Regions from separate parts of the Homo sapiens genome. Here region 2 is linked to region 1. The links are chromatin contacts, found by Hi-C or POLR2A ChIA-PET in ENCODE. All regions are on one chromosome and are shown on one strand. Each heading gives the region's core, a stretch centred on a gene start or an enhancer-like site at or near the end of the contact. The rest is flanking DNA. Distances are from core to core; before and after follow the strand shown.

What was found. A loop is a pair of places that touch in the nucleus more often than their neighbours do. ChIA-PET counts read pairs that join two places held with the same protein, here RNA polymerase II (POLR2A). Pooled maps may share reads with other maps.
Region 2: POLR2A ChIA-PET joins it to region 1 with 27 read pairs in CD4-positive, alpha-beta memory T cell. The contact joins the promoter of SIGIRR here to the promoter of PGGHG in region 1. A Hi-C loop is called at or near these places in 1 of 37 single-sample maps with no recorded cell type and 5 of 50 pooled maps. POLR2A ChIA-PET finds 5 or more read pairs at or near these places in 11 of 52 experiments (AG04449, CD4-positive, alpha-beta T cell, CD4-positive, alpha-beta memory T cell and 8 more).

Annotation. Positions count from the first base shown.
Region 1 is chr11:287,876-290,375 of GRCh38, forward strand. It overlaps PGGHG (protein-glucosylgalactosylhydroxylysine glucosidase), which reads left to right and starts at 1,251. Exons shown (of 14, transcript NM_025092.5): 1 at 1,251-1,364; 2 at 1,929-2,200. The coding sequence starts at 1,942. RefSeq lists enhancers at 1-427, 428-957 and silencers at 841-1,370, 1,381-1,440.
Region 2 is chr11:412,987-418,426 of GRCh38, forward strand. SIGIRR (single Ig and TIR domain containing) reads right to left here and starts at 2,013. Exons shown (of 10, transcript NM_001135054.2): 1 at 1,837-2,013. ANO9 (anoctamin 9) reads right to left here. Exons shown (of 23, transcript NM_001012302.3): 23 at 4,952-5,440. The coding sequence ends at 5,385. RefSeq lists an enhancer at 2,486-3,105 and silencers at 3,626-3,695, 3,756-3,875, 3,906-3,985, 4,196-4,245.

The sequences.
Region 1 (2,500 bases), core at 1-2,500:
AGTTGCAGGAGGGGGTTTGCGCCGGGTGGAGCTTGCGTGAGGAGCGCTTTTGGATCGTCCTCCGTGAGTTGGGCGCCATGGCTGCCTTCTGGGCAGAGTGCAGGGCCTGCCTTAAATGTTGTGGGGGTTCTGTTCTCAACAAAGGCGTAAGTTGGGAGCGACTGAGCCACTCCAGGAGGAGGTGTGGGCCCACGGCGTGTTGGAGGTGGAGCCACAGGACCTGTCCATAGGTTGGATGCTGTGTGGGTGACAGAGAGAAACCGGGGCTCACGGCCTGGGCAGCGGGACGGGCGGAGTCGTCCTCACCTGTGCTGGGGACCCTGTGGGAGCAGCAGGCTTCCGAGCACGTGCTGGACCCCGGCGTCTCCGGCTGCACCGAGTGGTCAGGACATTGAGGCCGGGTCAGGGAGCGTGAGATACCGGGACGAGCGGGCCCAGGGCTGAGCCCAGCGGCGTCCGGGTGGGCGGTGGCGTTGAGATGGGAATTGGGAATTGCACCGGTGGTCTCAGGAGGATGGAAAACCCAAGCAGCAGCTGCACCAGGACCGAGGCAAAGGGACCGCAGTTTAACAGAAAACCCAAAACGAGAGCGAGAAAACGGCCAAACACCCGTGCGAGTGAGACGTCCATGAGCCTTCCCGGCAAAACGCCCAATAAGGGAGAAGGGGCAGGCGCGGCGGGGGCCGGGGTTCCCTGAAGTCCCCTTCGTTTCCAGAATCCCTAAAGATCATTCCGCCCCCCAGGGAGGAAACCCAAGCTCCGCCGAGCGCGGCGGGTCTGTGCCTTCGCTTCGCTTCCAGCCTCTCGCTTCCTTCTGACCCGACCCCGAGTTCTTTCTCCGGACGGTGTCGAGAACCCGGGCGCCGGCTGGGGCTGGAGTCTCGCTGGCCTCGGAGCGCCCCCGAGCCCTCGGGCGACAGCGAGGCGAGGACCCAGGTGGAGGCGGCCGGGGGCGCGGGCGGAGGGAGGAGGCGCGGGAGGGAACCCCCGGCCCGCGGGCCCCACCCACAGCCGCCCCGGGACGCAGCTCGGGGTCCAGGCTCGAGCTTTGCTCACTCAGGGCGCTTCGTGCAGGGAACGCCAGGCCCCCGGACGCGACCCACGCGGCCGCTGCCAGCGGGGACCGAGGGGAGCCGGGGCCGCGGCCGCGAGTCCACGTCCCGCCCCCGGGCCCGGCCCAGCGACCGCCCCCGCCGCCCAGGGACCGCCCCCGCCTCCCAGCGACCGCCCGGGCCCTCGGGGCGGGGACCGCGGACCTTCCTGGTGGCGCGGCAGCCGGGCGGCTCCTCCTTCCTCCCGGCCCTGGCGTGGAGCAGAGGGACACAGGTTCCCACGCTGGCGCCCGGCGACCGGGTGGGGCTGCGGTGAGTCCCAGAGGCCCCCGCCCCGCAGCTCCCGGCCGCCCCGGCCCGTCCCCCCAGCCCCCGGTCGCCCCATCCTCCCTCCCCCACCCGCGCCTGCCCCAGCCGCCTACACCCCCGAGACCCCCACCCGCCCGGCGCCCCGGCAGCCCCGGACTCCCTCCCCCATCCCGCCCAGCGCTCCCCCCACCCTCCACACACGCCCGCCCCCACGTGCCACCAACAGACGCAGGTCCCGACCACAGAGGGTGGGGGCAAGACCGGGGTTGTGGGGGGTGCGTTTGGAAAGCAGGGTTAGGACTGGAATTCTAAGGTAGCAGGAGGGAGAGACACACTCAGGGGCTCAGCTGGGTTCCTGGAGATCAACCTTTGGGGTCTGAGCCCCTCTGAGAGTCGAGCTCCTTTCCTGCGAGGCCCCGTCTAGGAGGGGCCTCAGGAAAATCGGGGCTGCCCAGCTGGTTCCGCAACTCCCCCCAGTTCTGAGGGAGGCTTCAGGGGATTACAGACGGTCTCAAGAGGGAGGCCCAGCCAGTCCCGCGGCCCCTGACACCCCATCAGGCCGCTCAGGCCCAGCAGCTCCATGGAGGACGCCGGCGAGGACCCCACCACGTTTGCTGCCCACTCTCTGCCCAGTGACCCCCGTCTCTTGGCCACTGTGACCAACGCATACCTGGGCACACGAGTGTTTCACGACACGCTGCACGTGAGCGGCGTGTACAATGGGGCTGGCGGGGACACGCACCGGGCCATGCTGCCCAGCCCCCTCAACGTCCGGCTGGAGGCCCCTGCAGGGATGGGGGAGCAGCTGACCGAGACCTTCGCCCTGGACACCAACACAGGTAGCGCCACCTGGCCTGCCTCACCCCTGCCCCAGGCATTGTTCCAGGTCGGTGGGGCAACCACAGCATCGAATCCCACCAGCACCTCCTGAGTTTACACAGGAAGTCTCACTAAGACAGGAGGCCCCAGAGGCCCGCAGGGTCCCCCCTTCCCTCCACCTGGAGGCCTCCTGTGCAGCTGTAGCGGGAACGAGCAGCCGAGGGCCCAGAGGGATCCGCCTCATTGTGGGGAGAGGCAGCGGTCGGGTGGTCCACTCCTGCCCCAGAGAGGCCATAGCTTGGCAACCCACCTGCCTTCGC
Region 2 (5,440 bases), core at 763-3,262, 130 kb after region 1:
GCCTCTTCCTTGGCAGCCCAGGGCCCCAGGGGCCTCTCCTCACTGGATGCCACAGGGTCACCCTGTTTATCCAACAGGCACTGACTGTCTACTCCCCTCCCTGCTGCAGGGACACAGTGGAAGTGGGGATGTGGGGATCAAGCCTAAGTTTCTGCACCCCAGCTCCCTCAGGATTCCTCCCCGCTAAGGCCCCAGAGGCAGTGGCAGGGACAGTCCTCTTAGCCTGCCACCTATTCCCTCTCCATGGGTGAAGCACAGCCAGAGGCCCCAGGTTTGACTGTTTGGCAGTTTCCTCGGGAACCGATACAGCATGAGGCACACACCCATGGGGGATGGCCAGGGGGTCCTTGAAGAAGTCCTTTGCGGTGGAGGACACTCCAAGGAAAGTCCTTGACCCAGGGGAACCACCCACTGAGGGTCCTTAAAGCACACACTTCCCAGGAAACCAACCCCTCACAGCAAGCCCGGGAGGTCACACCGCCAGCCCAGCAGAACCCCTGGCATCTCCTGCAGTGCTTCCGTGACCGCCCCAAGCTCAGACCTCAAAGTCCTCCCTCCAAAAGCAGCCTCAGAGCCTTCTGGAAGTCAAGGGCAGACTGCCAGGATACGAGCACAGCAAGAAAGCAGGTGCCCTCCCCTGCAAACCCTCCTCTGCACCCTCTCCGCTGCCTGCCTCTCCTTGCACCCTCTCCCCTGCACCCTCTCCCTGCAAACCCTCCCCTGCACCCTCTTCCCGCACCCTCTCCCCTGCTCCCTCTCCCCTACGCACCTTCCCCTGCACCCTCTCCTCTGCCTGCCTCCCCCTGCACGCTCTCCACTCCCCACCTTCCCCTGCCCACCTTCCCCTGCACCCTCTCCCCTGAACCCTCTCCTCTGCCTGCCTCCCCCTGCACCCTCTCCCCTCCCCACCTTCCCCTGCACCCTCTCTTCTGCCTGCCTCCTCCTGCACCTTCTCTCCTCCCTACCTTTCCCTGTACTCTCGTCTGCCTACCTTCCCCTGCACCCTCTCCCCTCCCCACCTTTCCCTGCACCCTCTCCCCTGCACACCTTCCCCTGCACTCTCTCCTCTGCCTACCTTCCCCTGCACCCTCTCCCTCCCCACCTTTCCCTGCACACCTTCCCCTGCACCCTCTCCTCTGCCTACCTTCCCCTGCACCCTCTCCCCTCCCCACCTTTCCCTGCACCCTCTCCCCTGCACACCTTCCCCTGCACCCTCTCCTCTGCCTACCTTCCCCTGCACCCTCTCCCCTCCCCACCTTTCCCTGCACACCTTCCCCTGCACCCTCTCCCCTGCACCCTCTCCTCTGCCTACCTTCCCCTGCACCCTCTCCCCTCCCCACCTTTCCCTGCACCCTCTCCCCTGCACACCTTTCCTTGTACCCCCTCCCCTCCCTAACTTCCCCTGCACCCTCTCCTCTGCCCCTCCTCCCCTGCACACATCACATACACACAGCCCTCTGGCCCATGTGCACCTGCACAGAGCTTCAGTCTCAGCCCGTGTGCACACTTGCACCTCCTACACAGCACACTTCCTACCACACACACCTCCCATTACCACTGCACACAGCTTAGGCTGCAGACCCCTCACACAACTGTTGAGTATATACAACACCCATTGCAACGCTTGTCACAGAGCCTAGGACCACAGGCACCCCACAGCACACACACTGCACCTGACACCCACCCTTGGCCGCTGATGCGACACAGCCTCCTGCTGCCCCTCGCTCTGTCTCACACACACATGCACACACATGCATATGGGTCTTGGGCGCCGTGGGCCTCCTCTCAGCCAGGCCCTGACACAGGCTCACTCAGAGCAGCGGGGAAGGCAGTCACCTGGTTCCAGTTCTTTCCTCCGGGGGGCAAATGTTGGTCATTGGTGCGCCTTTGGGAGCAAACTCTCCCCTTCGCTGGGCCCCAGGGAGTGTCCACAGCACCAAGGCTGCTATGGATGCATCGCCAAGCGCGGTGGGGACCTGGCTTGTGTCTTTGTGTATTTTGATCAGAACTTTCCCTGTAGCTTCCTGGCCTTGCAGTCACATCCTCTCCTAACCCTAAACCCCACCCAGGCACCCACCCCTTCCCTAGGCGGGCGGGAGGACGGGCAGTTGGTGGTTCTCACCCCGCCTGCCCCGGCTCTTCCTGTAGCTCTGAGTCAAGCGGCTCCTTCCTCTGGAGCCCGCCCCAACCCACCCAGGCACGGCACTTTCCTCTGTGCAGCGTGTGTGTGTGTGTGTGTGTGTGTGTGTGTGTGTGTGTGTGTGCAGTGTGTCTGCGTGTGTGCAATGTGTGTGCAGTATGTGCGTGTGCGTGCGTTTGTGTGTGTGCGTGTGTGTTGTGGGGTGGGGGGTGCTCAAAGGGGCAGGTTCCAGGGGTAATGCATGGGGGGTCCTCCAGCCAGGAGACCCCCGCCAGGGCCACCCTGCACACATACAAGGAGGACCGGGGACCGCGCGGCATGCCTTCCAGACGCTACTAGAGCTCACACTCAGGAGCCAAGGGGCCGGTTTGCTCCCCCATGTGTCTTTGACCTCTGACCCCGGGGAACAGGGCCTTCAGAAACTCCCGGTCAACAATGGGGCTCCAGCAGAACTCTTCCGCCCTCTCCCCGTCCCTCTCCCAGACATAGCTCCCCCGATGGGTGAGCAGTTACAAGGGACTATGGCATCTTGTGGACCTTCCCTTCAGGCTGGGGTGGGAGGGCAGCGCCCCCTTTTCCAAATAAGGAGCAAACACAGGTGGCCGAGGCTCCTGGCTCAGAGCAGATGAGGGGCAGATGGCATCTCCTGTTGTCACCAAACTGACACTCCCCAGGTTGACCTGGGACTGGGGACCCAGTGACCGGTGGCTGGTATTGCCCACAGAATCAGACAAGGGTCTCCTTTGGACCCTGGCCCTGCCCTCAGCCACATGGGGGCAGGGCTTCATTGTGGAGGGCTGCCATCCAGCCTCCCGGCCCTGGCTGAGCACCCTCTCAGCAGCAGGCTTTCTACAGGTACTTGTCTGACTGAGTCCCAGCCCTGCTAGGACCTTCCTTTGTCCCGGTACTCAGCCTTGGGTGATGGTGGGCCTTGGGCTCAGGGTCCCAAAGACAGCACCCCTTCCCCCACAGAGCCTGGTACCAGCCCCTCCTTGAAGTGGGTCCTTGGAAGCCCCTCAAGAAGGTTCTCCCCACACTGCAGGTCAGGAAGCAGGCACAGCAGGGCCCAGGGCACCCCCGCAGGAAGCAGGAGCAGGGCCTCCAGCACAGGCCCTGGGGTCAGCCGCCAACTGTGAAGCCCCGGCTCGGCGGCTGCTCTGTGCACCCGGTCTCAGCGTCACCATCTCTCAGGGCTGGCTTGGCACCCTCTCCTTCCCTCTCTCTGCTAACGTCCTGCACCCCCGAGCCCCCAGGTCCACCGTCCAGGGTGAGCATGAACACCCACAAAGTCTCCGACCCTCGCCCGCACAGCTCTTCCGAGGCGCCCAGAATCTCAGTCCAAGCCTGGCCCTGGTCGCCTCGCACTGCCCACCGCACTCTGCTGGGCACCTTGAGGTTCTTAGAAAGCGCCAGCTCCTCCCGCCCTCAGACCCAGCCAGCGTCCTCGGTCCGCGGCCGCCCCTGCCCGGTGGGTTCGACGCTCAGCACCCAGCACCCTGCGGGCGACTCCCGCTCAGCTCGGACGCGCCGCCCCTCCGCTCCCCGTGCGCGCTGGGCCCCCAGCGCCTGTCCTGAAGCAGGAACGTGGGTAAAAGGCTGCGGCCCCGCAGGCCGAGGGGCTCTGGTTCGCTCCCCTACCCCGCGCCCACCTGCGCCCTGGGCGCCCTCCAAGTGAGGAGGGCGGAGAACGAGGACGCGCGCGGGAGGCGGGCACGGGGGTGCGGCTCGGGGCGCTCGGCCGGGGCAGAGGCGCGCGGATGGCGGAAGCTCCACCCGGCGCCGGGCGAGCTCGGGCCCCAGCCTGACTCTTGGTCCGCCCTCGGCGCCTCAGGAAGCCTCGAGCTGGGATCCAGGCTTGGGCGACCGAGGTGGGATCCCTGCGCGCCTCGGCGCTCCTAGCCCCGCTCTGTTCTGCGCGAGGGTCACCAAAAAGCCGCTGACCACGTCGGGCAGAGGAAAGGGTGGCCCCCGCCCCCTTCGCCCACTTTCCTCCCTTCCCCCAGCCCTGGAAAGGGCCAGGACGCGGGCGAGCTCGGGCTTCCGGGCGACGCGGGAACCTCCCCGGCCCCGAGCCATTTCCTGAGAGACCGCGCCCAGGGACAAGCAGCGCCCCGGGCCCCGACTCCAGGCCTGCAGCGGCTCTGGGAGGACTGCGACCTCCACTCACCTTCGCGGGTCTGATGGCGACCGCCACTCACCTGCTGCCAGGACCTGGGGCTCGCGCCGGGCGGGGGCGGGGCAGCTCACCTGAGCCAGGTGCGCAGCGGCAACAGCCCCGGCGGCGGCGTAGCCCCGGCAGCGGCAGCAGGTGCGGCCCCGCCCCGCAGTCAGGGCGGGGGCGGACCCCAGCGTCCCGCTCTGCGCCCAAGGCTGGCGCTGGAGGCTGCGCTGCTGCCCGGGAGCCGCTGCCGCACGGGCCTGGGGCCAGTGGCCAAACCAGCCCAACCAGCGCGCAGAGCCCCGGAGCCCCAGAGCCTTGGGGACTCTTCGGAGCGTCCACCGCCCTCAAGGTTTTGCGCGTCCGCCCCTATCTCTTCCCTTTCCTCCAGGAAGCCTGCCTTGACCCCCACCCCACCCTCAAGTGGCCCCGATGTCTTCTCTTGCCTCCCTCAACACCCCAGGTGCAGGGACGGGGAGAGGACCCCATAGGCGCCCCTCCCTTGGAAGCCCATGGAAAACTGGAGAAGGGACAGGCGGCCTGAGGCGGCCTCACCTGGTTCCAGACGTTCCACACTCCGGGTCTGTTTCCCATCTAGCCCTGAGGGCAGATATAATCCACCCGGGACCCAGCGAGGCCAGGAAAGCAAGACAGACAGGCTTAATTTTACTGCAGAAACGGGTTGGCTGAAGGGAACAGGCCAGCGAGGTGGGCTCAGGACACCCCCAACAGCCAGGATGGGGGCACGGCAGGATCTGGCGCCCAGAAGTCAGAGGGAGGCCCAGGAAATTTGCGCCAGTTTTCCTGCCTTGTGGCTGCCTGAGGAGCCCTCACTCCCAGTTCTGTGGGTGCCCAGGGTCACCCAGAGTTCAAGTCAGGGCTGTGCCAAGCCTGAGAGCCCCCACAAAGACGGAGCAGGCGGAATAGGGTGGCAGCTCACAGCCCTGAACATACAGGGGATTCCTGCGGCCCCACATGGGCACAGCCTTCTCACAGCACCCCTCAACACGCACAGCGGTGGGCTTGTGGGAGGTGCTGGTGGTGGCACTGTCTCAGCTCCTGGTGGCCTCTGGACGGGCTCTGGCCCTACACGTCTGTGCTCCTGGCACTGAAGATGGATGCTGGGGTGGGATGGGCAGGCA